2 separate regions of the Homo sapiens genome follow, and region 1 is linked to region 2. A link is a loop called in an ENCODE intact Hi-C map of the cell type or tissue named here. Cell type or tissue: adrenal gland. All regions are shown on one strand. Links, peaks and the distances in the headings refer to the core of each region. The heading gives the core; the rest is flanking DNA. Region 1 overlaps ZNF276 (zinc finger protein 276). Region 2 overlaps SPIRE2 (spire type actin nucleation factor 2).

Region 1 (8,000 bases), core at 1-8,000, 120 kb before region 2:
TGCCAAGGGATACTGCTCATCTGTGGAGCAGAGGCACAGACAACCCTTCCCATCTGGCGGGACCCAGAGGTGCTGAGATGGGGGTCTGGGAAACACTGCCCAGCCCTGACCAGCCCTGTGGGTGGAGGTACCTGTAAAAAGCGAAAGGCAGCAGCCTGGTGTGCTGATCCGGGGCCACACGGAGGAGGAGCCGCCCCAGCCTGAGGTCTGCAACACCAAGAAGTGGCTCAGGCAACTCTGGACATCTCTGCCTATTATCAGTGCTGGGGACACCCCTGGGGGTCGGGACGTGTACCCTGGGAGGCCTGGCTGTGGGGATAGTGTGGGGCGAACAGCCTGAGCTGAGGATACCCAGGTACCTGTCAGCAGCTGGGAGAGGATGGGGGGGTCGACCTCTTGCAGGAGGGTGGGTGTGGTGCAGAGAGAGGCAGTCCCCATGATAGGCCCATTGGTCCTGGGGTTGACCAGTGAGCCAGTAAATTATCTTATTGCTTTAAACAAGTTTGTGCTTAATCTGTCCCAACTAAAATGGAGCTTATAAACTTACTTAGCAAGGAACCTCAAGGAGGGCTCGTTCTTAACCATTTGCAAGATGCCTCTGAAAAGAGCGGCCCTCCGCATTTGTGCCTCAGCAGCGTGTTTCTTACCACTCTCTGTCAACTGAAAGAGTGCCAGCCAGGATATCTTCCTCTTCTCTAAACACTCGAGGATTGCTGCACAAACGTGGAAAGCCTTTGGCAGGTCTGTGGTGCTCTGTAAACCGCAGGAGACCAACCCTGAGAATGGCCGACCTGGTGCTCCCATGGGTAGGAGGGTACAGCCCTCAGCACAGAAGAGGGCATTTCCTCTTTGCTTATTGTAAGTCTTAAAACTGGTGACAGTTTTACCTATAGAAGGTAATACTGGGCCTCTGGACAGAAGAGGCTCAGGTAGGAGGCCAGGGACTTCGAGCACCCACACCAAGGCTGCTGCACCACGTCCTCAAATAAGACATTAAAAGAAAGGCCCACAGGCCGGATGCAGTGGCTCATGCCTGTAATCCCAACACTTTGGGAGGCCGAGGTCGGCGGATCACTGAGGCCAGTTCAAGACCAGCCTGGCAATATGGTGAAACCCCGTCTCTACTAAAAATACAAAAATTAGCCGGGTGTGACAGACTCACGCCTGTAATCCCAGCTACTCGGGAGGCTGATGCAGGAGAATTGCTTGAACCCAGGAGGCTGAGGTTGCAGTGAGCTGAGATCACACCACTGCACTCCAGCCTGGGTGACAGAGTGAGACCCCCATCTCAAAAAAAAAAAAAAAAAACCCACGGCCTGGGAGTTCTCACTCACACTTCCGCAAACACAAGGAGCTCCTGAGCTAGTCTGGAAACCCTGACTTGGAAGCTGGCTGCCTGGTGCCCCTGCCTGGCCCACAGTGGGAGAGGACACCTTGGCTGGTAAGGTCTGACTTACATTTGAGGTCAGATGTGACGACAGCAGGCCCATCAAGGAGAAGAAGAAAAGGAAAACCAATAGCTGTAAATAAAAACGTGCACTTATTATTACATTAAAATTACCTGTGCTGTCATTCTAAATAAGGCTGACACATTCCTCTTTAATTGAAATTTTTTACATCTAGGCCATAAATCCTTTAAGTGGATCTTAGAAAACTTTCCAATCACTTCTAGAGAGACAGCTTAATTGAGAATTAATTACTACTGGCTGGGTCATTTCACACTTGCCTTTAAACAAAGCTAGAAACAGTTTGAAAAAGTGACAAGAGCCAGAAAGAGAAGACTGCTGCGGTCTCCTTGGCTGTGCGCAGTCCCAACTCAGCATCATCTCCCTGCAAGGCCTCCTGTCAGAAGTGTTTGTAAAATCCTTGAAGATAAGCCCACAGGCTCCAGCCTAAAGTAGGGCCTGACTGGGCAGGGTCTCTGTGGACACTCCTCGCTGCACACTAGGGTCCTAAGGCCCTGGAGCCACTAAAATCCCTTCTAACAAAACTACACAAGAAACCTGAAGACGTACTCAGAAGAACCCCTGCAGGGTGGTTATAATCACCAAAACCCTGGGCGCTGCTGTCGATCCAGCTTTGAGCTGGTGTAAGTTGTGTGCTGACATGGCACCTATGCGTTGCGGATCTCGGGCTGGGCACAGAGGGCTGCTGCCTCCAGCTCTCTTGTGGGATGCTTGTTTCTGTTCCTGTTCTGCACACACCACCCTTGGCTCCCTGCACAGAGAGCTGTGTGGGTGTCACTGGTCTTGTGGGGGCAGTCAGGCTTTCCAGGGTGCAGCAACCAGGTGGGCAGTGGGTCTGAGTCGAACATGGTCCCTGGCCTGGAATTCAAGAGCAGCCTCTCCCACTCCTTTCCCTATGCCTATGGCTGCAGACGGTCCCATCCTTGCTGCCTCTTGTCCCCAGCACCCCAGGTCTGAGCTGTCTCACTGCAAGCTTATCTGGGGCTGTCCCTCAGCACATGAATCAAGGCTACTGCAGCATGAACACAGAAGGCACCACTTGAAGGCTGACAGCATTTACGCTGGGCTGTGATGAGGATAAAAATAAGCTGAAGAAACGCACTTCAAGCCTGGGCAACACAGTGAGACCCCCATCTCTTTTAATTTTTACTTTAAACAAATTTTTTTTTTTTGAGACAAGTCTCGCTCTGTCACCCAGACTGCAGGGCAGTGGCGTGATCTTGGCTCACTGCAGCCTCTGCCCCCTGGGTTCAAGTGATCCTCCTGCCTCAGCCTCCTGAGTAGCTTTACAGGCTATGGGATTGTAGGTGCGCACCACCACACCCGACTAATTTTTGTGTTTTTAGTAGAGACAGGGTTTCACCATGTTGCCCAAGCTGGTCTCAAACTCCTGACACCAAGTGATCCGCCTGCCTCGGCCTCCCTAAGTGTTGGGATTACAGGCATGAGCCACCATGCCTGGACTACAGACCCCCATCTCAGAAAAAATTACAAAATTAGCCGGGCATGGTGGCACACACCTGTAGTCTGAGCTACTCCAGAGGCTGAGGTAAGAGGATGGCTTGAGCCCAGAAGAGGCTGCAGTGAGCTGACTGCACCACTGCACTCCAGCCTGGGCGACAGTGAGACCCTGTCTCAACTACATACAACCATTTAAAAAACTGAAATTATTATTTTTACTAGTAAACTTGATAGTCAAAGTCTTACTCCAAGCCAGCTGGGCGTGGTGGCTCACGCCTGTAATCCCAGCACTTTGGGAGGCCAAGGCGGGAGGATCACGGGGTCAGGAGATCGAGACCATCCTGGCTAACACAGTGAAACCCCGTCTCTACTAAAAATACAAAAAAAAAAAAAAAAAAAAAAAGTCTTGCTCCAAGCCACATATTTGTCTTTAGAAAAACAGTTCATCAGACAAGCCCAGAGAAATAGCACTGATTGAAACCAAGCTTGCGAGAAAATAAATCAGTAAAAGAATTTCCTATCTTGCCTCCTCTCTCTCGCAGTCCAGCTTCTTTAGCTGCTTCCTGATGTTTTCTTCCCTGACTTGTTGAATCGCAAAGTGCAGTGCAGCAGCTGAGAGCCAGTCCGGGTTGGGTGCTGGGGAGGCAGCCTCAGGGGAGAGGAAACTGGGACAGAGAGAACGGGGTCATTGCAGGGCCTTACAACCATACAACCACGCCATAGAAACCAAGTCCTTATTCCCACCTGTCACCTTTGGGGCCTGCCTTTCCATCAGAGGACAGAGAAGGGTTTCAGGACCATCAGAAACTAGGTCTGCATCCCCCAGGTCCACGTGAGAGTGTGGGCAGGTGCTGGTGCTGCCCCCACAGCATCCTGGCGTTCTGAGAGCTGCTGACTGAGCAGGCAGCTGGCCTGGTCCTGTCTACCTTGCCCTGTGCTCTTGGGCCCCAGCTGCCTACATTTTGGAAGAAGAGGCCTCATTTTCCTCAGTTGCCCATGCCTGGCCCTGTGGATCAGGCATTCCCTCCTACAACAGAGAACAAAGGACTGCCTGGCTCTGGCCCCAGTGTGGTGTCTGAGTTTTCTGGCTGGTTAAAAAATTGGTAGGAAATTAATGAAACAATGCTGTGGTTTAAGAGACTTTAAATAAGCTGGGCATGACGGTTCACATCTGCAATCATAGCACTTCAGGAGGATCGCTTAAGCCCAGCAGTTTGAGATCTGCCTGGGCAACACAGTGAGACTCAATCTCAAATAAACAAAAACGAGGCAGGGCGTGGTGGTTCACGCCTGTAATCCCAGCACTTTGGGAGGCTGAGGCAGGCAGATCACCTGAGGTCGGGAGTTCGAGACCAGCCTGACCAACGTGGAGAAACCCTGTCTCTACTAAAAATACAAAATTAGCCAGGCATGGTGGCTCACGCCTGTAATCCCAGCTACTCAGGAGACTGAGGCAGGAGGATCGCTTGAACCTGGGAGGCGGAGGTCATGGTGAGCCGAGATCGTGCCATCTCACTCTAGGGTGGGTGACAAGAGTGAAACTCTGTCTCAAACAAAACAAAACAAAAAACAAAACTTCAGACAATCTGATCTGTGTTTGTAGAATTAGAACTGGAGGTGTGACCTGCTTTCTCCTTTTTTGAGATGGAGTTTCTCTCTCATTGCCCATGCTGGACTACAATGGCATGATCTCGGCTCACTGCAACCTCCACCTCCTGGGTTCAAGCAATTCTCCTGCCTCAGCCTCCTGAGTAGCTGGGACTACAGGCGCACACTATCACACCCAGCTCATTTCTGTATTTTCAGTAGAGATTGTTTCACATGTTGGCCAGGCTGGTCTCAAACTCCTGACCTCAGGTGATCCACCTGCCTTGGCCTCCCAAAGTGCTGGGATTACAGGTGTGCGCCACCGCGCCGGGGCCCTCTTCTCTTCTTTCAGCAGACGGCGAGCAGCCAAACCCTGAGGGGACCCGGTGTGGCATCAGTGATTCAAAACTAGTCACAAAGTAAGGTGTTCTCCAAGGAGGCAGGATGGGTACTAGCAGTGCCCTCTGACGACCCCTTAAGAACACGGCACCCACATTCAGCAGGTGGAGTGGCTGTCAGCTCTGTGGTCCTCAGAAGGGTGTGTGAGCCTGGATTGCGCCAGGAGCTTGATGGTTTGCAAGGACCCGTGAATATCTGACTGGGGTCGACAGGTCAGGGTAGGCTGAGAATCTGCATCCCTGAGGTCCCCATGACACTGACCCTACCAGCACGCGGTGCACTCTAGGAGCCCACATTAGATTTAAGAGGAAGGGGAGCAGGTGCAAAGGAATCACTCGAGCTCCTCACTCAGACGGGAGCCTGGGAGAGGCCGTTCCTCACTCAGACGAGACACTGGCAGAGGCTGTTTTTTTTTTTGTTTTTTTTCTGGACAGAGTCTTGCTCTATTGGCCGTTGGAGTGATCTCGGCTCACTGGAAACTCCACCTCCTGGGTTCAACTGATTCTCCTGCCTCGGCCTCCCCAGTAGTTGGGATTACAGGCGCCCACCACCACGAGAACTCGGTTCTTTTCTCCCTGCTCACACGAGAGGCTGCCCACACCGCTTCTCTCAAGCAAGCCAGGGTGTTTAGGAGATGACCTTGAGCAGGTCCCGAAGTGCATCTGGGCGGGCACACCCCATCTCACCACCCACACGTACTCGCTGGCAAACTGCCGGCCTTCTTGTAGCTTCTGCAGTTCCCGGGGCAGCGGGCTCTGGCAGTGTCTCCTCCACCGGCAGAGCAGCACAGGCTCCAGGCTCGGCCACCACACCTATGGAGAGAGCACCAGCACACAGATGAGGGTGGCTGAGATGGACACACCTCCGCTGCCCCAGCCATGACAAGCCCCCAGTGCTCCTACAGGCCACTACAGGCCCACACTCGCCCTGCGCTCTGGAACTCCAAAGCCAGTATTTTTTACGTCAATTAAGGCTCAAAGCAGTTCCATGAGGCATTTATTACCCACACTCATGGAAGACGTGGAATTTGGAGAAGGAAGAGCCTGGCCTAACGCAACAGTGAAGGGACCACACTCCCCTGAGCTGGGAACGAAACAGTGAAGGGACCACAGTCCCCTGAGCTGGGAATGAAACAGTGAAGGGACCACACTCCTCTGAGCTGGGAACAAAACAGTGAAGGGACCACACTCCTCTGAGCTGGGAACAAAACAGTGAAGGGACCACACTCCTCTGAGCTGGGAACGAAACAGTGAAGGGACCACACTGCCCTGAGCTGGGAACGAAACAGTGAAGGGACCACACTCCTCTGAGCTGGGAACAAAACAGTGAAGGGACCACACTGCCCTGAGCTGGGAACGAAACAGTGAAGGGACCACACTCCTCTGAGCTGGGAACAAAACAGTGAAGGGACCACACTGCCCTGAGCTGGGAACAAAACAGTGAAGGGACCACACTCCTCTGAGCTGGGAACAAAACAGTGAAGGGACCACACTGCCCTGAGCTGGGAACGAAACAGTGAAGGGACCACACTCCTCTGAGCTGGGAACGAAACAGTGAAGAGACCACACTGCCCTGAGCTGGGAATGCCTGGTCCTTGGATGCCCTCAGCTGAGAGGTGGCGTTCTAAACACCGAAGAGTTCATTTCTCACGAATTCCACCAACTGAGCTACAACTCGGTGCAAATGCAGCCTGCTTGGGGAGCTCCCTGGGGAACATGCCGTGCTGCGGAGAAAAAGGCCCTCCTGTCCCTGATGACCGAGAAGGAAGGGCGACAGCTGTGGTCTTCAGGACTAAGTGAGCCGCCAGGGAAGTGAGGGAAATGCTGCCCTCCTCCCACTCTCGGGACCCTGGGCTGCTAGGGGAGCCTGCTGAGCTCTGGCGGGAGCTGAGGTGAAGTCTCTGCTCCGAAGTCCCAAGAAAGCATAGTCAGGCGCAAGTGGGCCACAGTCATGCTCTCGTGACGGGGCACAGGCAGCCACCGTACAGCCTCCAGCCAGTGCACAACCCAAGACCGTGAACAAACAAGCCCTGCACCCCTGTGGACATGAAGGTGCCCGTGGGGTCTGAGTGGGGTCCACAGGGGAGAAGTCCTGCGGGTGCCATGGTGACGGCGGTGGGGGCAGGGACGGTTCTGGGAACTCAGGATGTGCGGCCCTCATCTGCTATGAGCTGGCATCTTTAACTGTGGCTTCCATGTCTCCTGATGCATTTTCCCTGAGATGGTAACACCCGTGATGGAGACGTGCTGCAGAGATGCCAGAGGCAGCTGTGGAGTCTCCCACTCATCCCCAAAACAAAACACCAAACAAGACAGCTGACCCACCAGAGCAGAGGTCAAAATTAAGGGGCATTTCGTCTGGCACTTGGCCAGTATGAAGTCGACCATCAGGGAGGGGTCTCTGCTCCGCAGACAGGCGTTCAGGAGGCCCTGCAGGAGAGAACGCAGCAGGAGGTCAGCGGTTTGTGAGGACCCACAACTAGTAGAGTGAAGGAACTCACAGGAAGCTGACAGGAGGATCCACCCACGGCGTTCTGAGAAGGCCACGAGAGGGGCTGAGGGAGCATCTCACCCTGAAGAAGTGGGCAGTGATGTCCTGTGTCAGGGCACCTCCGTGGGAGCAGAAGTTTCTCTGCAAAAGAGTTCAAGGCAGGTAAGAAAAGCCCACAGGAAGAGAGGCGAGACCAACATGCAGAGTGGCTGCTGTGGATTCAGTTTTGAGAAAAACACTCGCTAAGGCTTGGCGTGGCCACCATGGATGGTGCTCCTGGGCTGACCGGGCCTGGCGCCCTGGCTGTGCTGTCCTGAAACTTAACGGCTTCCCTGGGCGGCCAGATCCTGCAGCCCACCAGCTCTGGCCCAAACAGTCTTGTAGGCTCCAGGAAGAAGCCAGGGAGGCACAAGCAGCCGCAGGGAAGGGGACGCACCCGGAGCGTAGAACTGTGGTGAGGACGACACTAATACCAAGGGCCAACCATCCTCTGGTCCCTTCACTAACCAAGTGCTGTCTATGGTGTTTTCCTGTCTGTCGGCTGTCACGTGCCAACTGAGAGCTTTCTGAAAAACAGCCATTCATAAGAATTCAAAG
Region 2 (16,529 bases), core at 4,239-12,238:
AGGTTGGACGGCTCTCCCCCCACCCCCCAGATCCCCTGGCCCATCTTCCATCCTCCCCCAACCCGCCAGATCCCCTGGCCCATCTTCCATCCTCCCCCCACCCACCAGATCCCATGGCCCATCTTCCATCCTCCCCCCACCCCCCAGATCCCATGGCCCATCTTCCATCCTCTCCCCACCCACCAGATCCCATGGCCCATCTTCCATCCTCCCCCCACCCCCCAGATCCCATGGCCCATCTTCCATCCTCCCCCCACCCACCAGATCCCATGGCCCATCTTCCATCCTCTCCCCACCCACCAGATCCCATGGCCCATCTTCCATCCTCCCCCCACCCCCCATATTCCATGGCCCATCTTCCATCCTCCCCCCACCCCCCAGATCCCATGGCCCATCTTCCATCCTCCCCCCACCCCCCAGATCCCATGGCCCATCTTCCATCCTCTCCCCACCCACCAGATCCCATGGCCCATCTTCCATCCTCCCCCCACCCCCCAGATCCCATGGCCCATCTTCCATCCTCCCTCCACCCCCCGGATCCCCTGGCCCATCTTCCGTCCTCTCCCCACCCCCTGGATCCCCTGGCCCATCTTCCATCCTCCCTCCACCCCCCAGATCCCCTGGCCCGTCTTCCGTCCTCCCTCTCACCCCCCGGATCCCATGGCCCGTCATCCGTCTTCTCTCTCACCCCCCGGATCCCATGATCCGTCTTCCGTCCTCCCTCTCACCCCCCGGATCCCATGGCCCGTCTTCCGTCCTCCCTCTCACCCCCCGGATCCCATGGCCCGTCTTCCGTCCTCCCTCTCACCCCCCGGATCCCATGGCCCGTCTTCCGTCCTCCCTCTCACCCCCCGCATCCCATGGCCCCTCTTCCGTCCTCCCTCTCACCCCCCGGATCCCATGGCCCGTCTTCCGTCCTCCCTCTCACCCCCCGCATCCCATGGCCCGTCTTCCATCCTCCCTCTCACCCCCCGGATCCCATGGCCCGTCTTCCATCCTCCCTCTCACCCTCAAGATCCCATGGCCCATCTTCCGTCCTCTCTCTCAGCTCCCCCTTGGCCTCCTGGGACATGCTTCTAACGTTCCCCACAATTAGCAGACGGTCCTCCTGCTGTTGTGTCTCTGATCAGGCTGTTTTCTGCTGCTCAGATCAGTTTCTTACCCAGTGAAAGCTCTTTCATTCTTAGAGACACAGTCTTACTCTGTTGCCCAGGCTGGTCTCAAACTCTTGGGCTCAAGTGATCCTCCCACTTCGGCCTCCCAGAGTGCTGGGGTTACAGCTATGAGCCACTGTTCCCGGCCAGAAAGCACTTTCTTTAGGAGGAAACGGCTCTGTATGCAGGCAGTTGACTGAGGCGAAGTTTGGGGAATTGGTAGTAGGACCAAGTGAGAGAAGGGTCTCTCCATGGGGTGTAGCTGTGTCTGTTGGCATTTTGGCCAGGAGCGGCCTGCTCAGGAACAGGTACAGGTGTTCCCGGAAGGACAGGAGTGCCACCCTCTGTGCCCTTTGCCCTGGGCTGGCATACATGAGGCCTGTGGGCAGACACACACCTCACGCTGCCCAGGGAGTGTCCCAAAGCAGTGTGGCGGGTACCTGGGGCCGAAGCCAGGGTGACCGGTTCTGCCTTGGTTGTGGGGGCTGTGCCAAAGGGTAGGTGCTTCTCTAGAGTTGGGACTTCGTGACAGCAGAGGCTGCGTGCCACCGAGATCGTGCGTGACGGAGGCAGCAGGTGCCGCGCCTTCTTCCCAAGTTCTCAGCACAGAGCGCTTCCCAAACAGGCCCTCACCACAGTGTTGGCACCTTCCCCAGTTCACAAAGTACATACCCATGTCTGTTTCCCTGGACTTGCCAGGCAGCAGCTCATCCACCCTCCCATCCACCTGTCCACCACGTATCCATTCACCCAAGCCATGCACAAAGACTGGCCTGTGCCACACTGCGCTGAGCCCCAGACGCTACTCAGAGAAGCAGCTCAGCGTAAAGGCCTGGCTGGGACCTAGAGCAGCTGCGGGGACTCGGGGGTGGCAGGGTGCATGGCCCACCTGAGGAAATGCTGTGTGGACTGAGTGGAGTCTCCACACCTGTGTCCGCCGCCTGTGGCGATGGCTCGGTTTCCCCAGATACCTTTTCGAGTCCTATGGCCTGGGCCAAAATGCCCAGCTGTCTCTTTTCCGGCTGGTCGAGTGGAGCCCCCGTGACGTGGTCGTGTCCCTGACGGACGGGGCCCGTCTTGCATCTGCCATTCTCGTACCTCCCCTGGACTGACGAGCACGTGTGGTCACAGATGCTGCAGAAGCTTCGGGAGGACGAGCCGCATCTGGAGACGCCTCGGGCAGAGCTGGACAGCCTGGGTCACACAGACTGGGTAAGGCTCACTCCCACCTGACCGGGCCACTGACGCGGCCCAGCCTGCCAAGGGTCTCTGCCTGGGGGGCCGTGGAGCTTCACCTGGGGCTGAGACCCATTCTCTTCCCCTGGGGCCCAGGCCCGACTGTGGGTTCAGCTCATGCGGGAGCTCCGCCGCGGAGTGAAGCTGAAGAAGGTGCAAGAGCAGGAGTTCAACCCCCTCCCCACCGAGTTCCAGCTCACGCCCTTCGAGATGCTGATGCAGGACATCCGGGCCCGGAACTACAAGCTGCGCAAGGTCATGGTGAGCGGGGCAGACGCAGAGGGGCAGCCTGGATGCAGAGGTCGTGGTGAGCGGGGCGGACGCAGATGAGCAGCCTGGATGTTGGGCAGCCCACCCCAGAGAGCGGCCCAGGGTCCCTGCTCTCTGTGCTGGGTACTGGGTCATAAAATATGGATTAGGGAGATGTGGTCCCAATTCCCACAGCTTGATATCACTTCAGGGACAGTGACCAGGCAGGGAAAGGAAGTGTGGAAGGTTCTGGAGGTCCAGGAATGGCCCCTGGAGGCCACAAGAGCCAAGGCTGTAGGATTTTTTTTTTCTTTTTTGAGACGGAGTCTCGCTCTGTCGCCCAGGCTGGAGGGCAATGGTGCGACCTTGGCTCACTGCAAGCTCCACCTCCTGGGTTCAAGCGATTCTCCTGCCTTAGCCTCCCAAGTAGCTGGGACTACAGGCGCCCGCCACCACGCCTGGCTAATTTTTTGTATTTTTAGTAGAGATGGGGTTTCACTGTGTTAGCCACGATGGTCTCGATCTCCTGACCTTGTGATCTGCCCACCTCGGCCTCCCAAAGTGCCAGGATTACAGATGTGAGCCACCTGCCTGGCCTGGCTGTAGGATATTTTTGCCGTAACAAAACTCATGGAGCCCTTAGGAGGCGCCGGCATGGTTCTTATGATGCCCCTGTGAGGTGTGTGCCACCCCACCCCACCTCCAGATGAGTCCCAGGTGCTAGAGGCTGGGGCAGCCAGGTGGGGACGCGTCAGACCATGGATGCTGTGGCCGCCCAGAGCATGGCCTGTGGATCTGCCGTGCGTTTACCAGGGAAGCAGCTGGGTCCCTGCGAGCAAAGAGTGGGAGGGCGGGTAGGTGCGAAGACCAGGCTGTCCTTGGGCTGAGCAGGCCTCTCCCAGTCGCCCTGCACTAGTGGATGGTCCCTGCAGGGCCTCAGATCAGCCGTCCTCCCCGCAGGTGGATGGGGACATCCCGCCCCGGGTGAAGAAGGACGCTCACGAGCTCATCCTGGACTTTATCCGCTCACGGCCTCCACTGAAGCAGGTGCTGCCCCAGCCTCCTCCTCCTCAGGGGCCGCCCGGGGCCTGGTGCTGTCCTGTAGCCAGCCTGGGAGGTGTCCCAGCACGTCTTCCTGTGGCCAGCCTGGGAGGTGTCCCAGTGCGTCTGCGTCACGGGTGAGGCGGGCTGGCTTCCTCTTGCCTGTGTGCCAGCCCGGGGCTGTGTGGCCCTGGGCCCTTTTTCTGGGAAGGGGCCATGTGAGCCATGCCCACCCCACCCCAGGTGCATGCGGAGCCCAGAGCCCCCTGGGAGCAGCACTCCCTCCGGGTGGGCCTGGCAGGCTCTTCCGACTCCAGAGTGGGCCCGTGTCATGGTCACTTCCCCACCACAGGTCCCGCTTCCCCACCGCAGGTCCCGCTTCCCCACCGCAGGTCCTGCTTCCCCACCGCAGGTCTCGCTTCCCCACCGCAGGTCTCTGAGAGGCGGCTGCGCCCGTTGCCACCAAAGCAAAGGTCCCTGCATGAGAAGATCCTGGAGGAGATCAAGCAGGAGCGGAGGCTGCGCCCGGTGCGGGGCGAGGGCTGGGCTGCCCGCGGTGAGTGAGGGGATGGCAGGAGAAGAGAGCCCTGAGCCCCCGGCTGGGGTTCCCCCATTCCCCTGGTCAGGTTGCACATTGGAAGGTGGCGTCTCCCTGAGGGCGCCTGAACCCATGGAAGACACAGAACATCTTAATTTTTGAGGCACACAGGCTTTTGAAACTCAGATTACTTGGGGATAAAAAATTTAAATTAAATTAAAATTATATATATATATATTTGTTTGAGATGGAGTCTTGCTCTGTCGCCCAGGATGGAGTGCAGTGGAGCGACCTCGGCTCACTGCAACCTCCGCCCCCCGGGTTCAAGTGATGCTCATGCCTCAGCTTCCTGGGCAGCTGGGATTACAGGCACGTGCCACCACGCCTGGCTAATTTTTTTTTTTTTTTTTTTTGTAGTTTTAGTAGAGACGGGGTTTCACCATATTGGCCAGACTGGACACAAACTCCTGGGCTCAAGTGATCTGCCTGCCTTGGCCTCCCAAAATGCTGGCATTACAGGTGTGAACCACTGCACCTGGCCAAAAATAAAAAATGATGAGGCTGGGCTCAGTAGCTCATGCCTTGTAATCCCAGCATTTTGGGATGCTGAGGCGGGAGGATCACTTGAGCCCAGGAGATCGAGACCAGCCTGGGCAATATAGTGAGACCTCATCTCTGCCAAAAATTTCAAAGAAAAATTAGCCAGGTGTGGTGGCACATGGCTGTAATCCCAGGTGCTCCAGGGGCTGAGGTGGGAGGATTGCTTGAACCTGAGAAGTTGATGCCGAAGTGACCCATGATTGCACCACTGCCCTCTAGACTGGGTGACAGAGTGAGACCTCGTTTCAAAAAAAAAAAAAAATCACTTTTTATGCCTCTCATTAAAAACTTTACAAGGCCATTGGAATTTCCTATATCTTTTTTTTTTTTTTTTTTGAGATAGGGTATCACTCTGTCACCCCGGCTGTAGTGCAGTGGCACCATTATAGTTCACTGCAGCCTCAACCTCTCAGGCTCAAGCAATCCTCCCACCTCAGCCTCTCGAGTAGTGTGATGACAGGCATGCACCACCACGCCCGGCTAATTTTTGTGTTTTTTGTAGAGACAGGGTCTCACTCTGTTGCCCAGGCTGGTGTTGAACTCGTGGGCTCAAGTGATCCTTCTGCCTCAGCTTCCCGAAGTGCTGGGATTATGGGTGTGAGCCACCATTCCCTGCCTAACATGATCTTATACCCTATTGTCCTGGTCTTCACCTGTATTTGCCACTCTACATAGTTTACAATAGTATGACATATTTCAGCATTTAGAAGAAAATAGAATAAAAGCAAATTTTTAAAATGTTTTTCTTTTCTTTTCCTTTTTTTTTTTTGAGATGGAGTTTCGCCCTTTTTGCCCAGGCTGGAGTGCAGTGGCGCTATCTCAGCTCACTGCAACCTCCACCTCCTGGGTTCAAGCGATTCTCCTGCCTCAGCCTCCCGGGTAGCTGGGATTACAGGCACGCGCCACCACACCCAGCTAATTTTGTATTTTTAGTAGAGACGGGGTTTCTCCATGTTGGTCAGGCTGGTCTCAAACTCTTGACCTCAGGTGATCCACCCGCATCAGCCTCCCAAAGTGCAGGGATTACAGGCGTGAGCCACCGCACCCAGCCTAGTTCTTCTTCTTTTTTTTTTTTTTTTTTTGAGACAGAGTCTCGCTCTGTTGTCCAGGCTGGAGTGCAGTGGCGTGATCTCGGCTCACTGCAAGCTCTACCTCCTGGGTTCACGCCATTCTCCTGCCTTAGCTTCCCGAGTAGCTGGGACTACAGGCGCGTGCCACCACGCCTGGCTAATTTTTTTTGTATTTTTTAGTAGAGACAGGGTTTCACCATGTTAGCCAGGATGGTCTCGATCTCCTGACCTCGTGATCCACCCGCCTTGGCCTCCCAAAGTGCTGGGATTACAGGCGTGAGCCACCGCGCCCGGCCTAGTTCCTCATTTTTTTAAATGGCTGGCTAGCCCTCAGTTTCCCCTTCTGCAAAGTCAGGGAATTAAGCCAGCTGGTGCACACAAAGCTGTCAGCTCCTGCCTGCTGTCTCCCCGTTCACTGGCCCGTCCTGCCTCGGCTCCCGTCTCCCCAGGGTTTGGCTCTCTGCCCTGCATCCTCAACGCCTGCTCCGGAGATGCCAAGTCCACCTCCTGCATCAACCTGTCAGTCACAGATGCTGGGGGCAGCGCCCAGCGCCCGCGGCCCCGCGTGCTGCTCAAGGCGCCTACCTTGGCTGAAATGGAAGAGATGAATACATCTGAGGTCAGAACCCATGGGGATTCCTGAAAAGAGACCAGGAATGGGAGGATGGGGGCCAAGGAAGTGAGAAGGGCTAAGCTAAGCCGGGGGCAGCAGCAATTGCGGTGTCTCCTGTCCAGGAGCCCTCCCTTGAAACTGACATCCTGCCGTAGGAGGAGGCCTGTGGGGATCGGGGACCCTGCCATCTTGGCCGCTCAGAAGGGTGACTGGGAGAGGGCCTGGGCTGCCTCCTCCCACAGACGATGGAAGGCTGACAGCGGAAGTGCCTCGCTGTCCCAGGCCCCGGAAACTGAGCCCCTGGCTAGTTGATGTGAAAAGGTGGACCCAGCGAGGCTCCCTGCCCACCCTGGCTGCCCTGTGAATGGGACGCTCCTCTCTTCACAGGAAGGGCTGGTGATGGCCTTGTTGGGGGCCATCCCAGAGGGCTCTGCCTCCGTCTGACACTAGACCTGTCCCTTTCCGGAAGGCCTGGGGAAGGGCTTGGTTACTCGGGTGCTTGCCACGAACTGTCCAGAGGCGGGCAGGCTGGGAAGTGGGTGGAGGCTGCCCCACATCGCAGCAGACCCTGCGGCACCCCTGGGTCCTCTGCTTCATTCCAGGCATGGGCAGGAGGCACTGGCGGGCATTGTCAGGGCAGGGCCGCGTCTGGTGTGTCCACAGGAAGAAGAGTCTCCGTGTGGGGAGGTGACGCTGAAACGGGACCGCTCCTTCTCAGAGCATGACCTGGCCCAGCTCCGAAGTGAGGTGGCCTCTGGCCTGCAGTCGGCCACCCACCCCCCAGGAGGGACGGAGCCACCACGGCCCCGAGCTGGCAGTGCGCATGTGTGGAGGCCCGGCTCCCGAGACCAGGGCAAGTGCTGCTTCTCACCCCCGTACCCTCCTTCGCCCCCACCCCGATCCATCCTGTGGGCACCATCCCTCCACCTCAGCCCACATCTTCCTGAGCAGGCAGCTCCCAGGGACCCAGGGAGCTCGTGCCTGCAAGACGGCACCACCTCAGGCAGGCATCTCCTTTTGTTTAACTTGAAAACTTACTAAGTAATGCATATTTATTATAAAAATATTTTTTAATATTTAAAAAGAATTCTCATGATTCTATTACCTAGACATAATTAACTTTGGGATATAGAAAGATAGCTAACTAGATGAGTGATAGACCCTTCTAGTCCTCTGGGAAGGGAGCCGTGTGTCCGTGGGGAGCCGGCTGGGCTCGCAGCACATGGCTCTGGAACCTGAGCCGTGATTCCTTCGACTCCTTTTCGCGCTGCTGAGCACAGAACGATTCTTGCTGGCTGTGCAGGGCTGGTCCTACCACCGTGAGGGCTGAACTTTACGGAGAGCCCTCGCGACTCAGGGTTCTTGTCTCCCCACCACCACATCCCAGCAGGCACGGCCAGGCCTCCTTGTCTGCCTGTGGGGCCAGAGTCTCGGGACAATCGTGTTTGGTGCTTACAGCCCCTTCCCAGTGTTAAGAGGTCCAGGCCAGGCCAGTTCCAAACCTCACACTTACTTAACCTCGGCCTCCCCCACCTGGAGCTGTGCCTCAGCCTCTGGGAGTTGGTGGAGGGAGGGAGGTCGACCCCAGCTCCAGTGTGAGGTGTGGACTGCAGGAGGAGGGTCTGGCTCACTGCTGCTGTGGGACTGCCCATGCCAGCTCATTCTGGGGCTCAGACACGGGGGCCCTTCCGGGGTCCTGTGGACCCTCTATACCACATGGGCCCCGATGAATGTCCTAATGTTGGAGCCACCCTCTTCGCTTTTTTCTTCTTTTTGAGACAAGGTCTTGCTCTGCTGCCCAGGCTGGAGTGCAGAGGTACCATTATAGCTCACTGCAGCCTTGGCCTCCTGGGCTCAAGCAATCCTCCCGCCTCAGCCTCCTGAGTAGCTAGGACTACCGACATGTTTCACGATGCCTGCCTAACTTTTATATTTTTCTATAGAGCTGAGGGTCTCGCTACGTTGCCCAGGGTGGTCTCAAGCTCCTAGGCTCAAGGTTCCACCCGCCTCGGCCTCCTAAGTGCTAGAACTGCCCGTGTAGCTACTGCCCGGCCGCTTCTCCCCTTGACCTTTTGCTTGGTTCCCCTGGAGCCCTCCACCATCTCTATCATCCCCTGGGCACAGTCCTCTTTACCACAGCTCCTGCCAGGCAGTCCTGATGGAGCCTCTGCTCTCCCCCAGGTACCTGTCCCGCGAGTGTCTCTGACCCCAGCCACCCCCTACTCAGCAACCGGGGCTCCTCGGGGGACAGACCCGAGGCCTCCATGACCCCCGATGCCAAACACCTGTGGCTGGTGAGTGAGGGTGCGATTGTCGTCCAGGGCGGCCCAGGGGGCGTCTTTGCACCCACCTTCCCGCCGCCAGCCAGGTCTGGGAGATGGGTCTGAGCACCTGTCTGGGGGGTGTGGCCTGAGCGTCCGTCTGGGGGGGCGCGGTCTGAACATGGGGCACCAGTGGTGGAGCTGCTGGTCTGGGGCCGTGGTCTCTGCTGCCGCCTGCTGGGGCCGAACCGCACTGCACTGCGGCCCCGGAGCCTGGTCCCTAATTGAAGGGTTCAGTGTGGGGTTAGGGCAGACGGTGAACCTGCGTGCCCTGTGCCTGGAGGTCAGTGTGAGGGGGGTTCACTGGGTCGAGACCTTGACTCTGGCCGTGACGCCGCCACGGTACTGCTCAGCCCCTCTGCCCTCGGTTTCTTATCTGACCTGTAATTGTGAAGAGCTCACCTTTGCTGACATCTTGAGGCCCACGTGGACCTGAGTTCTGGTGCAGGATTTAATCAACTGAGGTAAGGGGAGTGTGCGGCCCGTGGGCCACGGTGGCAGCATGCAGGTGTTGGAGGGATGTGAACGGTGTGGTTGCTGTCACTATTTGAGGTTTTATCCAGCGGCTCAGATGAGAACAGATGTTAAAATGCTTTGAGAACTATGAGCCTTATATAAATGCAAGGCACTGTGCGTATCCCCACCGAAACGCAGGGCCTGCCCTGTTAGCCTAGGTCGTATCCCACCGAAGGCAGGGCTTGCCCCGTTAGCCTAGGATTAGCTATATATCACTGCATCAAAAGTTACCTCAAAATGCAGCATCTTAAAATAACAAATATATATTATCTCACAGTTTCTGAGGGTTGGGACTCCGGCAGTGTCTTAGCTGTGTGGCCATGGCTCAGGGTCTTTCGTGAGGCTGCAGTTAGGATGGCAGTGGGGCCTGATCTCGACTGAAGGGTCAAATCGGGGCTGGAGGAGCCGTCTGAAGTGGCGTCTTCACCCAGCTGTGAGCAGGAGGCGTGAGTCCCTTGCTGTGTAGGCCTCTCTCGGGCTGCTTGGGGATCCCCACAGCGTGGTGGCTGGCGTCCCCCAGAGCACGTGGTTCAAGAGTGAGCGCAGTGAAAGCCACTGAGTATTTATGACCAAGTCCAGCAGTGCCACATTGTCCCAACTCACTAGGAATGAGTCACTAAGTCCAGCCTATTCTCAAGGGGAGGGAGAGAATTAAGGCCCACTTCTTTTTTTTTTTTTTTTTGAGACAAGAGTCTGGCTCTGTCGCCCAGGCTGGAGTGCAGTGGCGCCATCTCGGCTCACTGCAAGCTCCGCCTCCCGGGTTCATGCCATTCTCCTGCCTCAGCCTCCCGAGTAGCTGGGACTACAGGCGCCCACCACCGCACCCGGCTAATTTTTTGTATTTTTAGTAGAGACGGGGTTTCATCGTGTTAGCCAGGATGGTTTCGATCTCCTGACCTCATCATCCGCCCTCTTCGGCCTCCCAAAGTGCTGGGACCTGACCTCGTCATCCGCCCTCTTCGGCCTCCCAAAGTGCTGGGATCACAGGCGTGAGCCACCGCACCCGGCCAAGGCCCACTTCTTAAGGAATTAGAGGACACATTTAAGATGACCACAGGTCACATGAGTGGTTCTTTAGCTCTGAAGTCTCAGAAGTGCTTTCTGAAGGGGGGCTACTGAGCACCACAGAACCTGGCCTTCCATCTGCCCTGGGCTCACAGCCTCACCTGGGGAGCAGGCGGCCCTTCTCTGTACCTGGCGTGAGGTCTCCTGGCCACGGACGTTGTTGGCGTCACACCTGTGGCACCTGAGGTGAATTGTTCAGATGGAAACGGCACCATCAGGCAACTGGCAACAGAAGCCTAAAGCCCTGGGTGCCTCAGGTCAGAGGAAGGAAGGAATGCAAGGGCCCCGCTCCCCCCAATGCCAGGAGCGTGTGTTCACAGCTTTAGACAGGACAACCCACTGCAAATCCAAAGCAGAAAACATGGTCCAACTCCATCTCTGTGGCACCTTCATAGATGGTGCCCACCTGCCTTGGCAGTGATGACCGACACTGCGAACGCTGTGCTGGCAGTGTGTTTAAGGGCTTTAACTGAATCATCTCGATGGAGCTGAAATCCAGCCCCATTTTACAGAAGAGAAAACTGAGGCTTAGAGAGATCAGGTGTCAAGTTCTATGCCAAGCACAGGGAAGCAAAAACAGGACACACTCAACATAAGGTGGCCCCAGGAATCAGTGGCCAGGACACGGGAGGTGTGCTGAGCGCAGATGGGCAGATGCAAGCTGAGGTGGCCTGTTGGAGGGTCCTGGACCTTCCAGAAAAGAGGACATCAGCTGCTCAGGGAGGGAAGGTTTGAGATGGATTCTGGCTGGTGTGGATCAGCCCATGGTGTGTTTGCAGGCAGGGACACCTTGAACAGACATGGGCTGAGGGGAGTTTGTGTGGAGCGTGGCCAGTGAAGGCTGGGCTGGCCGGCAGGGTCCGCTGGTCATGGGAGGCCTGGCCTGCAGCAGCAGGGCCCATCAAAGACATGGGGATGGATGGCTGATGGACAAGATGGCTGATGGACAGCGTTTTAGAAGGTCGCAGGCTTGTTTAGGCTGAGGCCAGGGAGGGTTAGGGTCCTCAGGGAAGGAGAGTAAGCTAGGGGAGCCTCCTGCATAGAAGACTTCCTACCTGAGGCCGTCCCCTAGGAGTTCAGCCACCCCGTGGAGAGCCTGGCGCTGACTGTGGAAGAGGTGATGGACGTGCGCCGTGTGCTGGTGAAGGCCGAGATGGAAAAGTTTTTGCAGAACAAGGAGCTCTTCAGCAGTCTGAAGAAGGGGAAGGTGAGGCTGCCTAGACGTGGGGCTACGCTCTTGCCCGCTGGGTCAGGGGCGGGTGCCGAGAGGGCCAGTTCCCAGGACTGTTTGCTCATGATCTGGTTGGGAGCCCTGAGGGGGTAGCAGGGACAGGGCGGGACCCCAGGGAGCTTTGGACAAAGCGGGGCTCTAACCAGTCTCTCCTGACAGATTTGCTGCTGCTGCCGGGCCAAGTTCCCGCTGTTCTCGTGGCCGCCCAGCTGTCTCTTCTGCAAGAGGTGAGCCTTCCCTTTAGCTGTCAGTTCACAAGGGAAGGAGGAGGCGAGAAACCTCGGGGCAGTACCGCCCACAGAACTTCCTGTGATTCCAGGAATGTTCTAGCATGTTCGATGGCTGATGAGTCCACAAGATATGGTTAGTACGAATGAGGAGTTAAATTTTAAATTGTATTTAAATTAAATTAAATTTAAATAGCTAAGCAACTCCCAGTTTCAGCCAAGATGGGGTAATAGGCATCTTCCACAGCCAAGAACAAACAGGATGTGAAACAATGGTTTTCAAGACAGCAGGCAACAAAAAGGAAACACAACGGGGCAAGCCTGCCATCACCACAGTCATTGCCTGGAGAGTTTCTAGGTCATGAGCCACAGCTGCCGGACTCCCCAGATGGAGGAGGTCAGGCTGAGAATCCAGGGAGACCACAGCAGCTCGAGTCCGCCGTGTAGAACTCCAGAGGAGAGGGCTGCGCCGAGAAAGCCTCAGAGAAGGTCCCCCTCTCTGAAGGAAATGACTGAAGGCTGCAGAACATTTATCCTAAAGCAGAGATTGGCAGACTATAGCCACGGGCCAAATCTGGTCCTCGGCCTGTTTTGCAAGTAAAATCTCACTGGACACAGCCACACCCATTTATTACTCGCTCAGCCACGCCTAAAAGGTTTATTCTCTGGCCCTTTACACAAAAAATTTACCTTCCCTTGTTCTAAAGATCTGAAGGGACGGTGCTCAGGGGCAGGAATGAGTAACATCGGTTTCCACCGGCCACAGGCAGAAATGTCATAATTCACAGGGCACTAACTGGAATGCACACAAAGGACTCGCCTCACTAACGTGGAGTAAGTAGCCCAAAGTGATTGTTGCTCTAGGCCTGACTGATACATCATAAAAGCAAGACCTGAAAGGATCAAACTGTTCACAAGTATCTTAACTGATTCTGAGAACAAAGCTCAAGAATAAGAATTTTTTAAACATCAACAAAAAAACAAACCAGTACTCAGCAAGATAAAATGTGTGGCATGCAAAAAACAAGACAAAATTAATTACAATGTATTGTGGGTTTTGTAACACGTGTGTAAGTAGTGTTGATAACAGCAGTTAGCATGAAGGTCAGGGAGAGGGGAAAATTGGAAGTATACTTTTTTTCCTTTTTTTTTTTTTTTTTTTTGAGAAGGAGTCTCGCTCTGGCGCCCAGGCTGGAGTGCAGTGGCACGATCTTGGCTCACTGTAAGCTCCGCCTCCTGAGTTCCCACCATTCTCCTGCCTCAGCTTCCCGAGTAGCTGGGTCTACAGGCACCTGCTACCACTCCCAGCTAATTTTTTGTATTTTTAGTAGAGATGGGGTTTCACCATGTTAGCCAGGATGGTCTCGATCCCCTGACCTCAGGATCTGCCCACCTCTGCCTCCCAAAGTGTTGGGATTACAGGCGTAAGCCACCGCGCCTGGCCAGAAGTATACTATTTTAAGGTTCACTATGGTAAGGTGAATCACTATGATAAGGTATAGTAAGGTATTATACACGCTATACAAATATTACTTAAAGGTAGACTGTGATAAGTTAAAGATGTATACCATAAGTCCTAAAGCAACCACTAAAATAAAACAGTTACAGCTAATAAGCCAACAAAGGAGATAAGATGGGACCATAAACAGTAATTAATCCAAAAAAAGGTAGGAAAAGAAGGAGAACAAACAAATGAGTCAAAAACAAAACAAATAGCAAATGACAGCCTTAAACACAACTGTATCTCGCATCACATTAACTGTAAGTCATCCACACGACCCAAGTAAAAGTTAGAATTTCCCAGACTGAATAAAAAAGTAAGGCTGGGCCGGGCGCGGTGGCTCACACCTTGATCCCAGCACTTTGGGAGGCCAACGCTGGCAGATCACGAGGTCGGGAGATCGAGACCATCCTGGCTAACACGATGAAACCCTGTCTCTACTAAAAATACAAAAAATTAGCTGGGCGTGGTGGCGGGTGCCTGTAGTCCCAGCTACTCGGGAGGCTGAGGCAGGAGAACTGCTTGAACCTGTGAGGTGGAGGGTGCAGTGAGCCGAGATCGCGCCACTGCACTCCAGACTGGGCAACAGAGGGAGACTGTCTCAAAAAAAAAAAAAAAAAAAAAAGGTAAGGCTGGATATGGTGGATATGGTAGCTCATGCCTATAATCCCAGCACTTTGGGAGGCTGAGGTGGGAGGATCACTTGAGCCAAGGAGGTCAAGGCTGCAGTGAGCTATGACGGTGTCACTGCACTCCAGCCTGGGTGACAGAGCAAGACCTGTCTGGGAAAAAAAAATCACCTAATTTTATCTGTAAAATTATGTATATTTCTGTTGATATATGCTTGGAAAAGCCTGGAGGATGGAAACCATTACTAGCAGGGATCACTTCTGAGCATGTGGTGTCTACATTTTAATTCTCTCATGTTTGAATTTTTTTTTTTTATTTTTTTGAGATAGAGTTTCACTCTTGTTGCCCAGTCGGAAGTGCAATGCCGCGATCTCAGCTCACTGCAACCTCTGCCTCCCAGGTTCAAGTGATTCTCCTGCCTCAGCCTCCTGAGTAGCTGGCATTACAGGCATGTGCCACCACACTTGCTAATTTCGTATTTTTAGTAGAGATGGGGTTTCTCCATGTTGGTCAGGTTGATCTCCAACTCCCGACCTCAGGTGATCGCCCACCTTGGCCTCCCAAAGTGCTGGGATTACAGCGGTGAGCCACCACGCCCAGCCTTGAATTTTTTTTTTTTTCTTTTTTCTTTTTTGAGATGGAATCTCACTCTGTCACCCAGGCTGGAGTGCAGTGGCACAATCTCGGCTCACTGCAAGCTCCACCTCCCGGGTTCACGCCATTCTCCTGCCTCAGCCTCCCGAGTAGCTGGAACTACAGGTGCCCGCCACCAGGCCTGGCTAATTTGTTTGCATTTCTAGTAGAGACGGGGTTTCACCATGTTAGCCAGGATGGTCTCGATCTCCTGACCTCGTGATCTGCCCATCTCGGTCTCCCAAAGTGCTGGGATTACAGGCTTGAGCCACCGCGCCCAGCCTTGAATTTTTTATAAGAAGGTATTTATTTTTGAAATCAGATATGGGAATTAAAACAAAATTGAATCACTGTTTAAAACTGAGCATCTCAGTTGAGGCCCCTCTAGCTTCCATGGTGCTTTTATGGTGAGTAGTGTCAGGTACACACCAATGTCTACACGTCTTCTTAGAAGGAATCTTAGATGTCTTTCCAAGACAGTGTGCAAGTTTTTTTTTTGTTTTTTGTTGTTGTTGTTGTTTGCTTTTTGTTTTTTTTGAGACAGAGTCTCTCTCTGTCACCCAGGCTGCGGTGCAGTGCCATGATCTCGGCTCACTGCAACTTCCGCCTCCTGGGTTCAAGCAATTCTCTGCCTCAGCCTCCCGAGTAGCTGGGATTACAGGTGCCCGCCACCATGCCCGGCTAATTTTTTGTATTTTTAGTAGAGACGGGGTTTCACCATCTTGGCCAGGCCGATGTTGAACACCTGACCTCGTGATCCACCTGCCTTGGCCTCCCAAAGTGCTGGGATTACAGGCGTGAGGCATCGCGCCTGGCCGACAGTGTGCAGTTTTTAAAGACCCTTGTAGGTTTTTGTTTTTAAACTTTCCAAAAGTATGTGACCCATCATGGCTTGGTTCAGAAAGACCCATCATGCCTTGGTTCAGAAACAAAAATCTGCTTAAGAGGGACTTTTACCACCATTTTTTTTTTTTTTTGAGACAGAGTTTCGCTCAGTCCCCCAGGCTGGAGTGCAGTGGCGTGATCTCAGCTCACTGCAACCTCCACTTCCCAGGTTCATGCCATTCTCCTATCTCAGCCCCCCAAGTAGCTGTGATTACAGGTGCCTGCTGCCACGCCCAACTCATTTTTGTATTTTTAGTAGAAACGAGGTTTCACCTTGTTGGTCAGGCTTGTCTCAAACCCCTGACCTCAGGTGATCCACTTGCCTTGGCCTCCCAAAGTGCTGGGATTACAGGCGTAAGCTACCACATCTGGCCCACCACCACTATGTTTAAACCTTACTCTATATCCTACCACTTGGCAATAGAAAACTTGGCAGGAGAAAACTCCTGGAGCCATCCTTCCTGAGAGAATGCCAAGGAGCACATATATTTTGGGTGGATACCTAAGTATAAAGAAAAGCAAGATTTTGGAGTAAAATAAAGTACTGAAGTAACCAAGCATCAGGCAGAAGGCAAGGATGGTTTGACCTCGGATGCGTGGAGGCCGGGATGCGACTGTTTCTCAGCTGTTTGTGGGCTTCCTCCCTGCTGATGCTGCATTTCCTCTGTTCCCTTCCAGAGCCGTCTGCACTTCCTGTAGCATAAAGGTGAGGACCATGTGGGATCTCTGGGGTCTGAGCAAGGCAGATGAGGGGCTCCACTGGCTTTGATTGGATGTGTTGGATGATGCTGCCTCACCAGGCACCTCATCCATTTCCTTTCAGGCAGAATCCATTCCTATACTTTCCAAGATAGTGTGCAGTTTTTAAAGACCCTTACAGGTTTTTGTTTTTAAACATTGCACGTTAGTAGCCTCGTGCCAAAAAACCCTTCACTTCCCCTCTAAAAGTCCTACCTTCTTACATTCTATAACTTTTTGGGTGTTTTAGGAGGGGCTTCTTATTGCAGTTGAGGTGTGTG

The links. Hi-C counts contacts between places; a loop is a spot of excess contacts. Peaks named below come from ENCODE experiments on the same cell type or tissue, not always from the same donor. Only the 100,000 strongest peaks of a DNase experiment are listed, where the experiment ranks them.
Region 1: a loop joins it to region 2, with 2.3 times the contacts of the local background. A loop is called at or near these places in 53 of 110 quality-filtered maps.

Annotation. Positions count from the first base shown.
Region 1 is chr16:89,739,347-89,747,346 of GRCh38, forward strand. ZNF276 (zinc finger protein 276) reads left to right here. Exons shown (of 11, transcript NM_001113525.2): 11 at 1-1,579. FANCA (FA complementation group A) reads right to left here. Exons shown (of 43, transcript NM_000135.4): 34 at 7,485-7,544; 35 at 7,238-7,342; 36 at 5,613-5,725; 37 at 3,454-3,592; 38 at 1,458-1,520; 39 at 648-753; 40 at 132-207. Among named protein-coding and RNA genes, the nearest start is that of ZNF276, 22 kb to the left of the region's middle. RefSeq lists enhancers at 1,292-1,461, 1,704-1,873, 1,989-2,158, 4,123-4,292, 4,789-4,958 and 1 more and a silencer at 2,292-2,492. In adrenal gland, for the core only: no CTCF peak of the experiment used is centred there; a DNase peak (open chromatin) is centred at 3,798.
Region 2 is chr16:89,852,001-89,868,529 of GRCh38, forward strand. It overlaps SPIRE2 (spire type actin nucleation factor 2), which reads left to right. Exons shown (of 15, transcript NM_032451.2): 4 at 2,286-2,366; 5 at 2,487-2,651; 6 at 3,600-3,686; 7 at 4,113-4,236; 8 at 6,338-6,507; 9 at 7,165-7,354; 10 at 8,683-8,795; 11 at 11,476-11,610; 12 at 11,794-11,861; 13 at 16,189-16,216. Among named protein-coding and RNA genes, the nearest start is that of TCF25, 13 kb to the right of the region's middle. RefSeq lists enhancers at 1,956-2,456, 2,457-2,957, 9,068-9,157, 12,260-12,339, 12,400-12,489. In adrenal gland, for the core only: a CTCF peak has its summit at 9,003 (motif pointing left); DNase peaks (open chromatin) are centred at 9,011 and 11,808; H3K4me3 peaks cover 699 bases; H3K27ac peaks cover 1,188 bases.